Linked DNA regions of Homo sapiens: region 1 is linked to region 2. Evidence: chromatin loops called from intact Hi-C (ENCODE). Cell type or tissue: dorsolateral prefrontal cortex. All regions are shown on one strand.

Region 1 (8,000 bases), 130 kb after region 2:
GTTCTCAGAGGCTCAGGTCAGCCAGTCCCTTCTCCAGATCCACCAAAGATACCCCGTCCACCACTCCCCAATGCTGCTGGAAGACAGACACCCTGGGATGGGATCATGGGGCCGCTGACTTCCTCATCCCAGCGGTAGCATGAGACATGCTGCCCCCATGGCTGCCCCAGGCTTCCTCCCTCCTGCCAGGCTCTGCCAATCCCCCAGGGCTTCTGCACAAGCAGCTGCCATTGCCCAAACCCCTTCCACCTACTCCTCCCCAAACTGACTCCAATCCCGAGCCTCGCCCTCAATAACCACTCCTCTGCGATGCTTCCTCCAACTGCCCATTTAACTGGGCACCCCTTTCTTCTCTGCCCTGGTTCCAGCAGCACTTTCCTAACTGAACATGGCTCATGTACCTGCCCCCCACCTCCTGGCGTGTCTTCATCCACACAAAGAACCCGACTAGGTGGTCCATCCATATCTGGTATGTACTAGGTGCTTGCTGAACCCCAGTCGCAGAATGACTAAAACAAGTCAATTCTAGGATACCAGCTCTGCAACTGGCAAACCTGCCCTGCCTCTGTCACACTCTGCATTCATTCCCCACTTCTCCCCTGGAGCCTAGAGCTCTTTTTTCCCCCTGGGCTCCCTACAGAGGCTCCTTCCCTGTGACCTATAGCATTCTGGGTATGTCCCCTCCCAAGGGATATGCACATTGGAGGGGACCAGTGACTCATCCACTAAAGTGATGCCGGAATGCAGCTGCACTAGACATTGGGGCAGGCCAGTTGGAGGAGGTGGGGGCAGGCACTGTTCTTGACATAGGGAGCCCTCATCCTCCAGCAGACATAGAAGGAGGCTGCAGGCTGGTCCCTGCTCCACACTACAGAAATGGCCTCTGTGGCGGACCAGCAGGACAGGCACAGCACGGTTCTCCCCAGGAGGGCGCCATTTGGAGTAATCAGTTTTTTAATTACTAGTAATTAAGTATATGTAACCTGCCCAGCTGCCACTCCAGGAAATGGGACAGAACTCCTGGGGGCTCCGGGGGCCAGGCATGCACTGGGAGCCTCAGAGCCCATTCAGCCACCTCAGCACTGAAGAGGGTGGGTAGGTGGGTGGTTTTGGGAGTGCTAAGGTATGCAGGAGAGACCCAGGAGACTGGAGAGACCTCAGCCTCAGGGTAGGCTGTGCCTTTCTATATCAGGGGTCCCCAGCCTCCCTGGGGCCTGTTTCCATTCTCCCTTCAGCCTAGAGCAGCAGGACACCTGCTCAAAAGGTTCTTGAGGTGGGGTTCCCAACCAGCAGCTTCCTCCCCCAGAGCCTCCCAGGCCTTCAGCCACTCCAAAGGAGTCCTCCACTGAATTCCCCAGGCTGCCACTCCACCCATAGGAAAGTCTGCCCCACCCCACCCCAAAGCACTCAGTTCATTTTAATGTCTACTGAGCATCTACCATGTGCTGGTTGCTGCAACCGAGGTCTCTAAGGCCATGCAGCCATCCCTTAGGGGAGCCTGTGTCCCCCACCCCACCCCCGACACCCAAAGCTCACAGAGAGGCTGGCTGTGCCCAGGGCCCAGCTCTTGGCTGCTGGTCTTACCCTCTGTTCTGCCCTCTCCCTGCCCCTCTCTCCACTTCGTCTCTCTCCCACTCCTCCACCTTATGATGCTGTCTTGCATTTAGGGTCTTTTGCGGAACAATTAAAATGAGTGAAGGGAACCTTCTTGCTTTCTTGCAGTTCTTCTTTGGGGAATGGGCTGGTGTGGGTAGCCCCTGCTGAGATGACACCTGGCCTAACCTAACGATCCTTTAATTAAACCCATCCTTATAGGAGCTCTGTACACCAGTCCTGGGGACTCCAGCCCCTCCAGAGACAGAGCCTCCCGAGGCACCCAAACTTTTCTGTCCGCCTCCACAGCCATTCTCCAATTCTCCACCCCAGCACATTCTACATCCTGCAAACATGGACTTGGGTCATCTCTGGACAAACAGGAAGTGGGTTCTGGCAGGTGGAGCAGAACTGGGGGCTACAGGCATTGATGGGATCAGGGAGGGCACACTCCCCTCTTAGAGTCTGCAAAAAGGGCAAGGATTTTCATGTGCATCTCTAGGGGGATGAAATCCAGGATGCTGCAAGGCCACCAGCAAGCTGGGCTGCCAGGGCGTGTCCCCTCCCCTTGCAGCCGTTCCCGTCATCTGTCAAACAGGAATGGTGACAGCTTCTGTCTTCAGGTTCACGAGCGTCTGCATGCCTCTGAAAACCCTCTGCCAACATGTAACATGGGGTTAGTGCATGGATAGCAAGACATGATGAAAAATACAGAAAGCTGTGCACATATGCATGGTGACTCTGGCTCCTTTTAACTCCAAGGGAACAAGCTTTCATGGCTCACACCAGAGCCTTTCCTCACCTCGGCAAAGACCAGTTCTTCCAGAGTCTACCTGTAGTTTCTCTTGCTATAGCCAAGGTATAATGCTACCTTTCAATACTTCCTAGAAAGCAAATGGCTTAACTTTGGATTTTAAAACCCAGGGAGCCACTGTACTCACTGTTACTTCTTTCTCCCCTGACCCCCTGTCTCTGCCCCGTGGCACCCCAGTGCTGTGGCAATGCCTGCCAAATTTCCAGGGAGTCACTTGTTCTCTGTTTCACGGGTTGTTCTGTGTTTCACGGGTTGCTTGCCATGTGTAAGCCACGTCTGTCCTCAGCACTTGCTCTCTGGACCCCATGGGGCAGGTCAGTGGGGAAATGTGCTCCTCAATGATCTGGTTTTTACCTGGTGTTACTGTGGATGCCCAGCCCCATCCTACCCTGCAGAACTCAACCTCTCGAGGAAGGCTCCTGAATGAGCCACATCAAGCCAGCAGTGGATGAACAGTGTGGAGCTGACAGTCCTAGGCAATGGGTGATCAGAAAAGGAGCAAAATGGGGGTAAAAGGTTGATGCTAAGAGATCTAATGGGCTTCCTGGAGAAGGGGCTTCTTAGACAGAAGTCTCTGAAAAATGGGGAGGAGTTTGGTTGCAGAGAGACCATTCCTGGCAAAGGGAACAGCCAGGGTGAAGGAGGGAGGGAAGAACCAGCCGTGGTGAGGGGTACCAGAGAGTTGGAAGTGGACAGCCTGATAGGAGTGAAAGGTGAGGGTTTGGGAGTGGGGAGTCTGGATGGGGTCTGCTGCAGCACATGTGCACACTTGTCTGCACACGTATTCTTAGAGAGCCAAGGTTCGCAGGGCACGGAACACGAGCAGCATCCAGCTGTCATGGCAAGGAGGAGGATGCAGCATGCCCAGACTGGCCACTCTGAATACACGCACAGGTGCCCAGCTTGCAGTCAGGCAGTCCCTTCCTGCACTCCTACATATACACACGCACCCCCACATATACACACGCAACCCCACATATACACACATATGCACCACATATACCAGGGGTGGGATGGGAGGTGGGGAGGCTGAACACAAAGCCGAGCCTGGCCGGCAACCCTTAGACTGCACCCGGCTGCCATCTGGTGGCTGTATGCAGCTCTGCGCCCTCTAAGATTTCAGGATTTTGGAGCCTTTGGGATGTCACACCCAGAAGTGGCATCCCCCTCCCCACCCCGTGTCTACACACACACACACACACACACACACACACACACACACACACACACAGAATCAACACCCATTCTCAACACAATGGCCCACACCCAAATGCACACAGGGCCTCACAACAAAACTGCTGCAAACACAGGGACACAGACGCAGTCATTCCCATGCACACTTCTTTTCTACCTCTTCTCACCAACTAAAATTCAGAAAGTAAGGGTAGAAGACACTGCTGCTAGCCCAGCACAGGCATAAGCACAGCAAGCTTCCCTGTGTTTCCAGAGGCCTTGGTCTGTTCTTAGCACACCAGCGATTCTCACCTGTGGTCACACGGTGCACACCCTTCCAGCTCCCACATCTACCTGCCGCCCACACGTTTCATTTCCAGGATCTCCTCCTTCAGTGTAAGGACGGGAATGGCTCAGTGGGCAACTCCCAGTGGGGGTCATGTTCCCACAGACACCCACATGCCATGGGGACCGCCAGGGACATGACATAGGGGTTGGGGGGGACACCACCCACAGAATCCTTCACGCTGCAACCCAGGGGGCTTCCTTGCACTAATGGGAGTGGTGAGATTCAACTTTTTTTGCATTAGTTTTTGTCCCATGTAGCTCACAACACATCTTTATCTACATTAGCTCAATATGGATTATTATTTCCCCCATTCTTTCCCACATGGAGGCATGGAGGTTCAGGGAGGTTAACTGGCCTAGGGTCACACAGCTAAGAGATGCCTGCAGGAACCCAGGCTCCCCCACTCTGCTTGGACCCTGGCCTGCACTCCCTGGGGAGACCTGAGGCCCAGTGGAGCTGTTTCCAGTCTGGGATGAGGAAGGGGCACAGCTGCAGAGCACAGGGGAGGGTGGTGCCCACTCCTCACTCCTGCCCTCCACTGCCTCTCAGAGGCCTCTCACCCTCCGAGGCAGGCCCCCTTCCCCACCAGGCTGCAGCATCAGGAAACAGAACATGGGGTCACTTTTTCTGAGCCCGGCTCTCAGACTGTTCCACCCTTGCACTCTCCAGGCCTAACCTGCTCAGAGAAGGTTGCTATCTTTATGGGGCCCTAGGGACTGCTGGCAGGAACAGAAAACTGGGGAGGAGGTGGAGAGGCTGCCATGTGCCCAGCGTGTGTGTGTGTGTGTGTGTGTGTGTGTGTGTGCATGTGCTGTTATCTTTCCCCAATCTGAATTCCTATGTGGATACAAAATGGCCACAGCCCTACCAGGACACAATTGCCAGGGATGGCTCTAAGAGACCAAGTTAAGGGGCTGGTGGAGAAGAAAAGGTTGTGTGTGGCACCAAGGATGAGCTCCACTGTTCTCCTGTCCTCCACCTGAGAGGAGATTGGGACACACACACACGCACACACACAACACCAAGCACCACAGACATGCAACCTGCAGACATCCATTTACAGATAGATCACAAACAAGGAGAGTAAGCGAGTCTTAGCAAGGAGACCCAGATGAGTCAGAGAGTTGTGGGATTAATCAGGAGAGACTTCCTGGAGGAGGAAGATCTTCAGCCTAATGGCATCAGGGATCCATTAGAACGATAAGTGCCTGCTGTGAGGCAAGCATTGTTGGATTGAAACCTTCACCATCCTAGCTCCTAGGAGCACTTCCTTTTGTCATCATACACTCCTAGAGTCAAAAGGAACCTAAGTGGTCACTGGCCCAACTCCACCCCAGGCAGGGTCCCCTCTGGAGCATGCTGGACAGCAGCCCATAGGTTCTGCTGGATAGAGCACAGTCATGGGGCAGAGGACACTCTGAGCTTCCAGGCAGCCTGTGCCCATGTTGGACCAGGAGTTCCTGCGTGAACTGTCTGCAACGTCCTGACCCCAGAGCCAGGTGGAAAGCCCTTATGCCCTCCACTCACTGCCTTCCAGTGGGATGCCCCTGCACCTGCTCAGGCTGAGTGGCCCCAGTCTCCTTTAACCCTCCTCATGTAAGGTGAACATACTTCTCCTGTGTCTGAACACGCTGCATATTTTGACCTAAATGCCACATCCCCATGTGGGCTGTGGCCCAGACCACTCCCACTGTCAGCAGCACATCGCATGCTGAGCTAGCTGCCCAGTGTGGGCACTTTCCTCCCAGTCTGCCCCTCTGGGATCCCAGGGCTGCTGATTACACAGACCAGAGCCCAACCTGCTGTCCCCTCCAAGGCCCCCTGGGAGGACACACAGCCACACCCATGGAGCCTGGTTATTCAAACCATGATGAATCCATTTCCTGCACATGGTAGCCAAATCCTGCCCTGAAACCTCACTTCCTATCTAAGTGCCCTACTGAATCCTCACTGGGGAGTCTGAGTGGTTGGTGCCCTTCCCTGCTCACCAAGGTGGTTCTTTTCACCATCCCTACTTTAAGCAATTATTCTAAAGAAGAGAAGTTAGGCATTTCCTGTATGAATGGCTGGGGACTGAACAGTGGAAGCTACAAGTGGCTCAGACGTTAGCTTGATATCACTGAAACAATGTCGAATAGATGAAAACAGCTGACTCATGCGTGGAGTGAGCCTCCAGTCAGCAGAGGCATTCAAACCAGGGTTGCCTGTGAGATGCTGCCAGTAGCTTGTGCCTGGTAGGATTAGAGCCCTTGCATCTTCTCTGTGTCTGTGATTCACTGTCATTGTCAACTACATCAGCATGGACACGTTCTTCAAAAATAAGACTTCTTTAGTTGTGACTATCTGAGAAAACCCAACACACCTCTGCTCAGGGATCTCAGGCTGGCCGCCCCTGGTGTAGAAGACAGAAAGCCCACTGACCACTGGGGTCCACCCTCAGGCCTGTGGGACTGGGAGACGAGAGGGAACTCAGCCCAGGAATGGTTGTTGAGTGAATGAATGAACAAGAGAATTAATGAATGATCAGCCACAAGACCATGTCCCCACTGAAGCTTCTTCCTGTCCCAGGCTCATCCCCAATTCAGAGAACCTACAGGCTCCCCTTGGACTCCCCCACTGTATTAAGACCCAGCCCAGGACCTTGTGAGGAGCACTGTCATGTTGGTCTGGGTACCCCAGTGACATTATCACCTGCTGGAGGAGCCCCAACTCAGTCAGGGCTGAGCCCAGCCCAGCTGGCAAAGGCACAAGGCTGAGAGCTCGGAGAGCCACTAACCAGCTTCTCACTCTCACTTAACGTGGCATTTCTGAGGTCAGGATGGGTGCCCCAGCCTGGTTGTTGGCTGCACTTCGGCAAGATTTCCTGAGGCTGGGGTTGGTAGGAAAATGTGTGCGGACATTTTCCTATCAGTGCCCCCCAGGCTGGGCATTGTGGTGGGAGTCAGGAAAGGGGGAGACCCCATTTCAATCACATGACAATGGAAGCTGCTGAGGCTGTTAAGGAGGAAAGGGCTTAACGCAGCCGTGCTAATAAGGATTAATGCGCTGATGGCAGGTGGGGTGCACTCTATGGGGGAAACAGCCGGACACACAGAACCCCAAGTCACTGGCAATCCCAAGGCTGGGAGTGGCTGCACCTTGGGAAGTTCAGCGCCTACCCTCTCCCCTTGCCTTTGCCCCCTGCCCCCCTCTGCTATGTGTTCATTCATTGGCAGGGGCATGACCATGCGTCTACACACGAGAAACCCAGCAAGATGCCTCCCAGGCCTTTTTTTTTTTTTTTTTGAGACAGAGTCTCAGTCTGTCACCCAGGCTGGAGTACAGTAGTGCGATCTCGGCTCACTGCAAACTCCACCTCCCAGGTTCAAGCGATTCACTTGCCTCAGCCTCCCATGTACCTGGGATTACAGATGTGTGCTATCACACCTGGTTATGTTTTGTATTTTTAGTAGAGATGGGGTTTCACTATGTTGGCTAGGCTGGTCTCAAACTACTGACCACAAATCATCCACCTGCCTCAGCCTCCCAAAGTGCTGGGATTGCAGACATGAGCCACTGTGCCTGGCCACCTTTCAGGCTTTGCACACACATGACTACATGTATGAGCACACTCATGCTCACACAAATGCATCCACCTATCCATCTGCATGGACCCACATAGCCGAGCTCTGGTGAGCATCCTCCTTCCTCCAGGCGCAAGCCAAGCCCCCACTTTCTGGTCAAGGGATCCATTTGGGGGACAAACACTCTCCCTCCCCCATACAGAAGCAGTGGCTTGCCAGCAGGGTAAAATTTATCATCATTATCCTAATATCATCTCCAGGCTTGGCAGTGGCAGCAGCTAAAGAAAATACCAAGGCTTAACTTGGGGTGTGCAGGAGAGAGAGGCAGGAGATAGGAAATATGATTTATGATGGAAATCAATGCAATCATAATACTTTGTGCTTATAAAATTGGGCTGCGCCTCCTGTGCCCACACAGCCCGCATCAGCTCTGCCTGTCAAAGGAGGCTAGGAACCCTGGGCTCTGGGACCAGGATGGATGCAGAGACCCAAACGATGGCCATTGCCC
Region 2 (8,000 bases):
TGCCGCTAAATATCCTACAATGTACAGGACAGTCCCACAGCAAAACATCATCTGGCCCCAAGTGTCAACAATGCCAAGGTAGAGAAACCCCATCCCGGGCCTAGGGTGGGTAGAAGGTGGGACAGTGAGGCCCTGGGGCAGAGCGTTCCTCCCTTACTTGCTGGTTCTCATTCATTCAGGGAACAAGCCCAAAGGTCCTTAGAGTGTTACAAGAGGGATGACTTGTGAAGAGGCAAAAGCTCCAATGGTGTGAGCACCGGGTAGGTGGGGAGTACGGGCAGGAGCAGAGGGCAGAGTCCACCTCCGGGCATTAAGGATCATTTGTCGCCTGCCGTTCACATGCACCCACGTCTGCAGGGCAGACTTGACCCAAGGGCTTAGCAGTTTCAGCACCGACTCCAGCTCAACTCTCTCCTGGGTTAGGTGAATGGAGACTTTGCTATAACAGAGCTGGGACCAGAACCCAGGCCTTGAGACCCACTCATGTGGGGCATTTCTCCAGCCCATACCTTCAGAAGAGCCCCCATCCCAACAGCAAACCTGCTTGGCAGGCATGTGCCCTAGCCAGGCTTTCCAGCCAAACAGGACCTTCACCACAGAACACCAGCCTGGGCTCATTATACAGAAGGGAACACCAAGGTTCCAAGAGAGAAGCCCAAAGCACTTTAAATCCAGGTACTGAGGGACAGATGGGTATAGGGGCTACATCTGTGATGCCTTCGAAACTTGCCTCTGCTCTTCCACGTTATCCCTTAGCCCAGCCCCCTGTCCCACTGTGTTCATGCAAAATCTTTTCAATCTCCTCCCCACAGAGACATCTCAAAGTCCTCCTTCTCCCTGGGGCTGTGCCCACAGTCTTCCCTCCTAGACGGCCCACTTTCTCCTTCCCTGCCCCAACCACTGTCCTGAGGGTTCCACATTTTTCAAGCAAGTGACTCTTGACTCTCATAGGGGCCTCATCTTCTCAGTGGCCCCCACGACATAGTCCAGGCCTGCCATGGGCTGTGCCCAGAAAGGCTCCCTAACAAGTTGATCTGAAAGAACCAGAGAACCTCTGTGCCTGCAGTCATCATACATGACTTGAAGGAAATAAACAAACAAGAGGGCACATGAGATAATAAGCAGAGGGAACCTGGGCCAGGTCCAGCCTGCCACCAACAAGCCACGTGGTCTGGGCAGAGCAATGAGCCCGGACCCTCCCTGGACACACCATCTAGACTGTGAAGGAGGCGGTGGGCCAGATCGCCTCTCAAGACCCTTCCAGCTTTCTTTATATTTCTAAGAATAATGAGCTCAGCATTACTCACATTACTTAAGACAACAGGGAGAGGAGAGGAGAGGGGGAGAGCAAGGACGACAGTGTCTCCTGCTCTCCACTACCCGACGCCATTGGTGACAAGTATAATAAAGCGTGGGTCAGATATGTCTCTCCCTGACGCAGAGCAGCCAGACTGCCTGCTCCCCAGGGCTGGGGCTGGATTCCTGATGGTACCCCCACCCCTGCCCTCTGCTCAGGTCTCATTCTAAGGACACCAGACAGGCATTTTGCAATTTTCACACTGCCCCAATGTGGCTTGGATCACGGCTGCCATCACCCAAGTCAGCGGCAGCAGCGTTTACAGATAGCCTGCCCCCTGCGAAGTTTGGTTGTGGGAGGGAGGGTGTCTGGCATCGGACAAAAATAAGTAAGACACGGCCTGTTGCAGAAGGAGTTTATAATCTGGTTTGGGAGGCAAGTGTGAAGACAGCTCATGATCCAGAAAATATCTTTAGGGGCCCCAAAAATGGTAGTGAAGGGAAGTGCCCAGGAGTTCAGATGAGAGAGATGGCAGGATAAGCCAACATGCCCTGCAGGAGCCCACACCACCACAGTGGCCTTCTGCTTCCAGGCCCTCACCCCTCTGATGCATTCTTCAGAGGCTGGCCAAGGGTGTCATTGTAAAATAAAGGTCCCACCACCTGCAAACCACCCAGGCTTCTGTCACCCACAAGATTCAGCCAGGGCAGACACCATCCTGGCCACAAACCCTCCAGATGCACGTAGCCTTCCTGCAAGCTCCTCTTTTTCCATGTCATTCCCTCTGCCTGGAGAGTTTCCATTCATCCTTGGAGGCCCAAAGTCAACATCACTTCCTCTGAACAAATTCTCTGCCCCGCTCGGGGAGCTTTCCAATCCGTCCCCATCCAAGCACCCAGCACTGCCCTTGGGGCCCAGGCTGCTCCATTAACTCCAGAGTTCCCATCTTGGATTCCCAGCCTGTACCTGCTTTCCTCTTTCTGCGCCTGTGCCTGGAACTGACCCAGAGCAAGGATGGGCGGGAGGGAGGCAGCTCCCCATCTGCTGAGCGACCTTGCTGGCCTTGGCATTTCCAGAGGCACCAACAGATCATTCTGGCATCTCCTATTCCAGCCATATCACCTCTATGCCCCTCCAGAAAGTCTTCAGCCTAGCTCACCCTGCGGGGGTGCATTTGGAAAGAGGAGAAAGCTTCGCTCTCTGGTCATGGATGTAGAAAGGAAGTGCTGTGTGGAAGGTGCTTTGGCCCAGGCATTCGCCGCCGGTGCAGGTGTGAATGTGGGCATGTGTGGAGCGAGGTGTGTGTCCACCGGAGCGAGAATGTGAGGCTGCCACAAGGGCTGTGCCTGCATGAATCCGTGTGAGGCTGCAAAGGGTTTGTTGACCTTTCGCCAGAAAACGAGGCTGAGAAACAGAATGTCTGTGTGAGCTCCTGCTCCGGGATGGATGTGTTTTAGGATTGGAGGGTTTCTGCTGGGCGCATGTGTGTGGGCGAGCAGAAGGACACGTCTTTGTTGTTGACCTGCAGGGATCCGGAACTGTGGGCTGCCACATGCCATCAAAAATGGGCAAGCCTGGGTGATAATAGAAAAAAATGGCATTGTTCTTTATTCTTTAATTCCTCATGAAAACGGCTGTTGTAAAGAGGAAAGGGCTGGAGTGCAGGGGAGATAAGGTCTCTCTAGGGCGCCGTAGTTTACTGTGGTTCAAGCACCCTTTTTTTTAATCAAAGGCATTTGTGGTATGTTCCCATGAGCCCACCAGGGGGCGCCATGTGGGTGGCATCCCCTTCTGGTGGCTGAAGGAGCACAGTGTGTTTAATGGTGAGCCTGGTGTGCCCAACCCTGTGCCCAGCACAGAAGAGGCAAAATGATGCCGAACACTCGGCTCCACCCTTCAGAACACTGTCAGCCTGTGCAGAGGACACCAACCAACTTGGGGCATCCACCCAACCTTTCCAGGTCTGAGTTCCCTAATTTCTATCATGAAAATCACATGTGTGCGCCCTTTATATGCTGTGGATTGCTAGAAATCATCCAAGTTGTATTATTAATGACAAAACAATGATGCGAGTGGGGATGACCTTCGGAGTCCTTTGCCACAATAAAGTCCTGTGACTCCTAATTCACAGATGAAATAATTAAGAGGATAATAAAAATATAGAATGGCTCAAGTATGCAGTTTGGACCATATGTCCCATTATATTTCAGAAGAGAGCTGGGATGCCCCGAAAGGACTCCATGGAGTGGGGAGGACAGAAGTTGGTTGTGTATGTAAAGGGAGAGGAACTCGAGAAATGAGTAAGAGGAGGAAGGCTTGGGGAGCCAGGTCAGTGTGAATTTTCCTCCTGGAATTGGGAGTGAGAACAGGGAAAATGTGTCTGGAGATGGAGGAGGCTTTTCTCACACTGCTGTGCTTCAGAGCCTCTAGCCCCTTACAGCCTGTAGGCTCCAATCAACTCCATGCAGATCAGTTGCTCTGAAATCCTGCAGGTGCTGGGCATGGCTTCAGGCCCCAGCAAGTCTCCAGCTTCCCCGCTCCCTAGAAAGGACCTGCCTCCTCCCAGCCTACCCACCAGAATCCTCCCAGGGCATCAGGACCTAGCCCCAAGCTCCCTTCCTCTGTGATGCTCCTCTAGGTTGCTCTAACCAACACTGATCTCGCCCTTGCCTGAGCCTCTGCAGGTCAACAGCACCGGAAGTCTAAGCCCTGGCTAAAATGTGGACATCAGATCAGCATCACTGGGGTCTGTTAGAAATGCAGAGTCTTGAGCTTACTCTAGATCATCTGAGCCATGTCACTCAAACAGCAGCCACCACCCTTTAACAAGATCCCTAGGAGATTCGTGGGCACAAGAAGTTCAACCACCACTGGCCTAATGTTAGGCTTTAAAGGATATTGTCTTAGTTGGAGCGCCCCCAGAAGCAGACTGTAGACAAGCATTTGAGTGCAAATAGCTTCTTTGTGGGGTTGACCCCAGGAACTTGGGTCAATAGTGGAGACAAGGAAGAGAGGAAATCAATAAGGGGTGTCTTATCAGGCAGACCAGCTTCCACTGCGGGTGTTGCTGAACCCCACTGGGACTCTAGAGCCAATGTCAATCATACTCCTTGGAGTCATCCCACCCAAGGGGCCAGAGAACTGGGGTATTCATGCACCAATTTCCACCAGGCTGTGGCCGAGGTTGTGCCCAGGGGTCTTCCGCTTTCTAGCTTTTCTGGCTTGCTGCATGCGTGGGCAAAGTGGGCTCCACAGTCAAAGGAAGCCCTCGAGCTGGAAGTGCTGGTGCTGGCAGTTGGAAGTCAACCCACTGTCACTGAGGTGGGGAAGAGAAGGGGTCATGGGCAGGACACCACCTACATCTACTGCAGATTGAGCCTTGTGGCATCATCCCAAATAAGAGAGCAGATCAAAGAATCTTGTCTCTCTAACTCCGATGACAGCTACCAATCACTGTGTACTCGCTACAGCCAGACACTTCACAAATATTATCTCATTTATTTAAGACAGCATCACCCAGGTCTTAACCAGGCCTTATTAGTGCTATTGTATGGAAGAGGAAACTGAGGCAAAGGGGCTTGCTCAGACCAGAAAACCATGGAGAGATCTGGCGCCAGAGCCCATGCTCCTTCCTCCTCATCCTAGGGCACTAACCCTGTGGAAAGCCAGAGCTGCATGAGGGCAGGAACCGTCCCCGTCACCCCAAGGCCACACACCAGGTTCTTCTGGCAGGAGACTCTGGCATGATTGCTAGACACCCAGGGGGCCCTGTGGGGCAGGGCAGTGGCCCTCGAGGTGTCACCACACACCTGGCCTACCTCTGCATTGGAGAAGTCCTGTTCTGAATGGAAGGCAGAGTCTGATTCCATCCCCAGCTCTGCCTGGAGCCTTACTGTGTGCCCTTGGGAAGCCATTTAACCTCTCTGAATTGTAATTTCTAAGTGGCCACCCTTCCACTTAGAAATTCATTTGGCTGCAGTGGCCTCAACAAATAACACTTTGGGTTTTTTGCACATCACAGAGTCTGGGGCCTCGTGTTGCTTCAGCAACATAACCATGCAACAGCAACAACGTAACAGAGTCCTTCTCACTGCTGTCGGAGGGCATTGCATCTGTCATCAAGCAGAGCAGGTCCAGCTGCCTCTGTCCCTTCTATCGGGAATGCAAAAGGTTTCCAAGAGGTCCCCTCTCCAGGAGACATCTAAGTATGTCTCATTGGCCAGAGCTATGTCACAGGGCCACCCTAGCTGCAAGGAAGTCTGGGAAAGAGGATATCTTGCCAAAGACTATGCACATGTCTTCCATGAACAAATCTGTGCTTCTTCAGTGAAGGAGAAGGGCCGGATAATATTGGTGGGACCTGGAAGAGTCTACCCTCACACAGCCTGGTGGAGATGGTCAGGGGTTACAGAAGAGCAAGCTGGCTGGAGCAGCAGCCACCCCCCACACACGTGCCGCATTTGCCTTCAGCTTAGATCACACCCTGATGCTTCCATGAGGATGCTGAGTCAAGAAAGCAGTCTTAGGGTGTGGACAAGAGGAGCTTCTTCATGCAGCACTGCTAACTCTGCATGTTTATTCCAGCTACTGACATGGTTTCCAATTCTGTGAGATTCATAAGGGGGAAGGGAATAAAATTTCAGCTACCCTTAGGTAGCATATTTGCGTCCTCTGTGTCTTTCTCGAGTTTGTGCCCTTCTGTGCCTTTGTGTGTGGCTTAAATATTGAAGAATCAAAGGCTGCCACGCCAGCAGACAGCTGTGCCACATCACAGGCATTCCACAGGCAATTCCTCACTCCCACTTTTTTGACAGTTGCACCAGTGGTCTCACACCCTCTGAAAGTGGGTCGGCCGGCTTTCAGGGCCAGCAGCAATGGCACCAACTTTATTTTCAGAGACTGAAGCAGGACCTCTTTTGTAAAGGGGTGTGGGGTGAGGTAGGGGTGCTCTGTGCAAAGCCTGCTCGGATTGACCTTCCTGGTAAACTTCAGCATGGCTGAGAGCCAGGAAGGAGGGGACCAGGGATAGCACGGGCTGGCCTGTGCTGCCCTCTACTCCTGAGGCCCTCCCTCATAGCCTCTGCCAGTGGCCTGGGCTGTCCCACAAGGTAGTGAGCCTCTGGTCACAGACATGTTCAAGCAGGCTGAGTCGCAGGGTTCGGGGGTTGATGCAGGTAATTCCAACATTGGACCAAATCAGTTCTGGGGGGCGAGTTAAGATCCCATGATTTTATCTTAAGTTTTACTAGCTTAACCATCATAAATGCCCGCATAGAACCAGTCCCAGTCCTCAGCCCCAGCCAGTTTGGCTAGGTCCCAAATTCCCTAGCCTCTAGCCTGGAGTAATCCTCATTTCTCCTTCAGGCCTCCCAATTTCTCCCTTCTCTGAAGACCTTCAGGCCTTAGAGGCGAAACCCTCCATGCCGCTGGGCAGGCTCATGCCTTAAATTTAACAACCTAGCCTCCAATCCCAGCTCCACCACTCTGAGCTGTGTGACCTTGGGCTAATCACTTAACTTCTCTGTGCCTCAGTTTTCTCATCTCAGCCCTGGGGTGCCAGTAGTTCTTTCATCCAGGAGCAGTTTATGGATAGCATGAAGCATGCAAAGCTCCAAACACCCTGCTGCTCTTGCACACAGGAAATGTGCACAATGACAGTTTCTCTACAGCTGCCACTCTTGCTTCAGTGATTCTGTCTCCAAGAAAGGAGTGAATCTTCCTACCTGGCCCCTTCTGATCCATCCCCGGCCCCTGGCTGCCCAGGTCTGGAGGGCAGCCAACGCAGGATGCGTAGCAGCAAACCTCCCAGCTTTATAGCCTAGTGCAGGGCTGGCCGCAGGGAGGGGCCAACAAACCCTACCACGCTGAATGGAAACCACTGTGAGAGTGGCAGGCAGGTCCATAAGGACGCTGGAGCTGGCCCTGCCAAGGCCTGGCTGTGCTGGAAGAGGAGGGCTCAAGATCACCACCTTCATGCCCCCACAAGAGGTGTTTGTTAAGTTTGTCTTCATGGTTTGCACAATCCCCCACATGAGGCCTACATCATACCTCCTTCTCCACTCCCTGTTCACCATTCTTCACTCCAAAACACAGCAGCACCCCTGGAATCTGGGTGAGCACAACCCAGAAGATTGAAAACCCTAACCAGGGAGAGCAGGAGCAGAGTCATGCCCTGGACACCCTCATGGATTAAGATGGTCCAGGAGGCCCTTCAAGGCCGAGAGACAGAGGGTCTGAAATGAATATGCATTCAGCCTCTCCCAGCAGCCCTGACAGCTGGCATCCAGCAGCTGGAACGGCTCAGAGCCTGGGAGAAGGTTTGTAATTCAATTCAGTAAGTGTTTCCTGAGCACCCACCAGGAGCATAGCCCCGCGCTAGGTGCTGCTTGGCAGGTGGAAGTGAGTAGAGGGCAAGAACCCTGCTGCCCCTGGGGCTTCCCTCCTGCGGAGGAGAGAAGATGTACATGCCAAGCAATTAGAGGACAATGGATCGAGACTCCAGACTGCAATTTAGAGCTGGGAGTGGTTTGGGAGCGCTTCCAGGCAGGACTGCTCACTGAGTGTCACACTGCCTGGGCAAGATCGGCAGGATCTAGGTGGATGGAGGGGGCTCCAGATGTCACTCCAGTGAGGTGACAGCAGGGGCAAAGGCAAGGAGGAGGGAGAGGACAGGGGGCGCTGGCTGGAGTTCAGGAAGGGCTTG

The links. Peaks named below come from ENCODE experiments on the same cell type or tissue, not always from the same donor. Only the 100,000 strongest peaks of a DNase experiment are listed, where the experiment ranks them.
Region 1: a loop joins it to region 2, with 2.0 times the contacts of the local background. A loop is called at or near these places in 6 of 110 quality-filtered maps.

What each region holds. Positions count from the first base shown.
Region 1 is chr18:37,338,968-37,346,967 of GRCh38, reverse strand. The region is part of intron 2 of CELF4 (CUGBP Elav-like family member 4); the gene reads left to right. Among named protein-coding and RNA genes, the nearest start is that of SNORA111, 120 kb to the left of the region's middle. RefSeq lists an enhancer at 4,905-5,465. In dorsolateral prefrontal cortex, a CTCF peak has its summit at 3,472 (motif pointing left); a DNase peak (open chromatin) is centred at 3,477; H3K27ac peaks cover 241 bases.
Region 2 is chr18:37,471,450-37,479,449 of GRCh38, reverse strand. The region is part of intron 2 of CELF4 (CUGBP Elav-like family member 4); the gene reads left to right. Among named protein-coding and RNA genes, the nearest start is that of SNORA111, 8.9 kb to the right of the region's middle. In dorsolateral prefrontal cortex, a CTCF peak has its summit at 3,048 (motif pointing right); a DNase peak (open chromatin) is centred at 3,069; H3K27ac peaks cover 2,589 bases.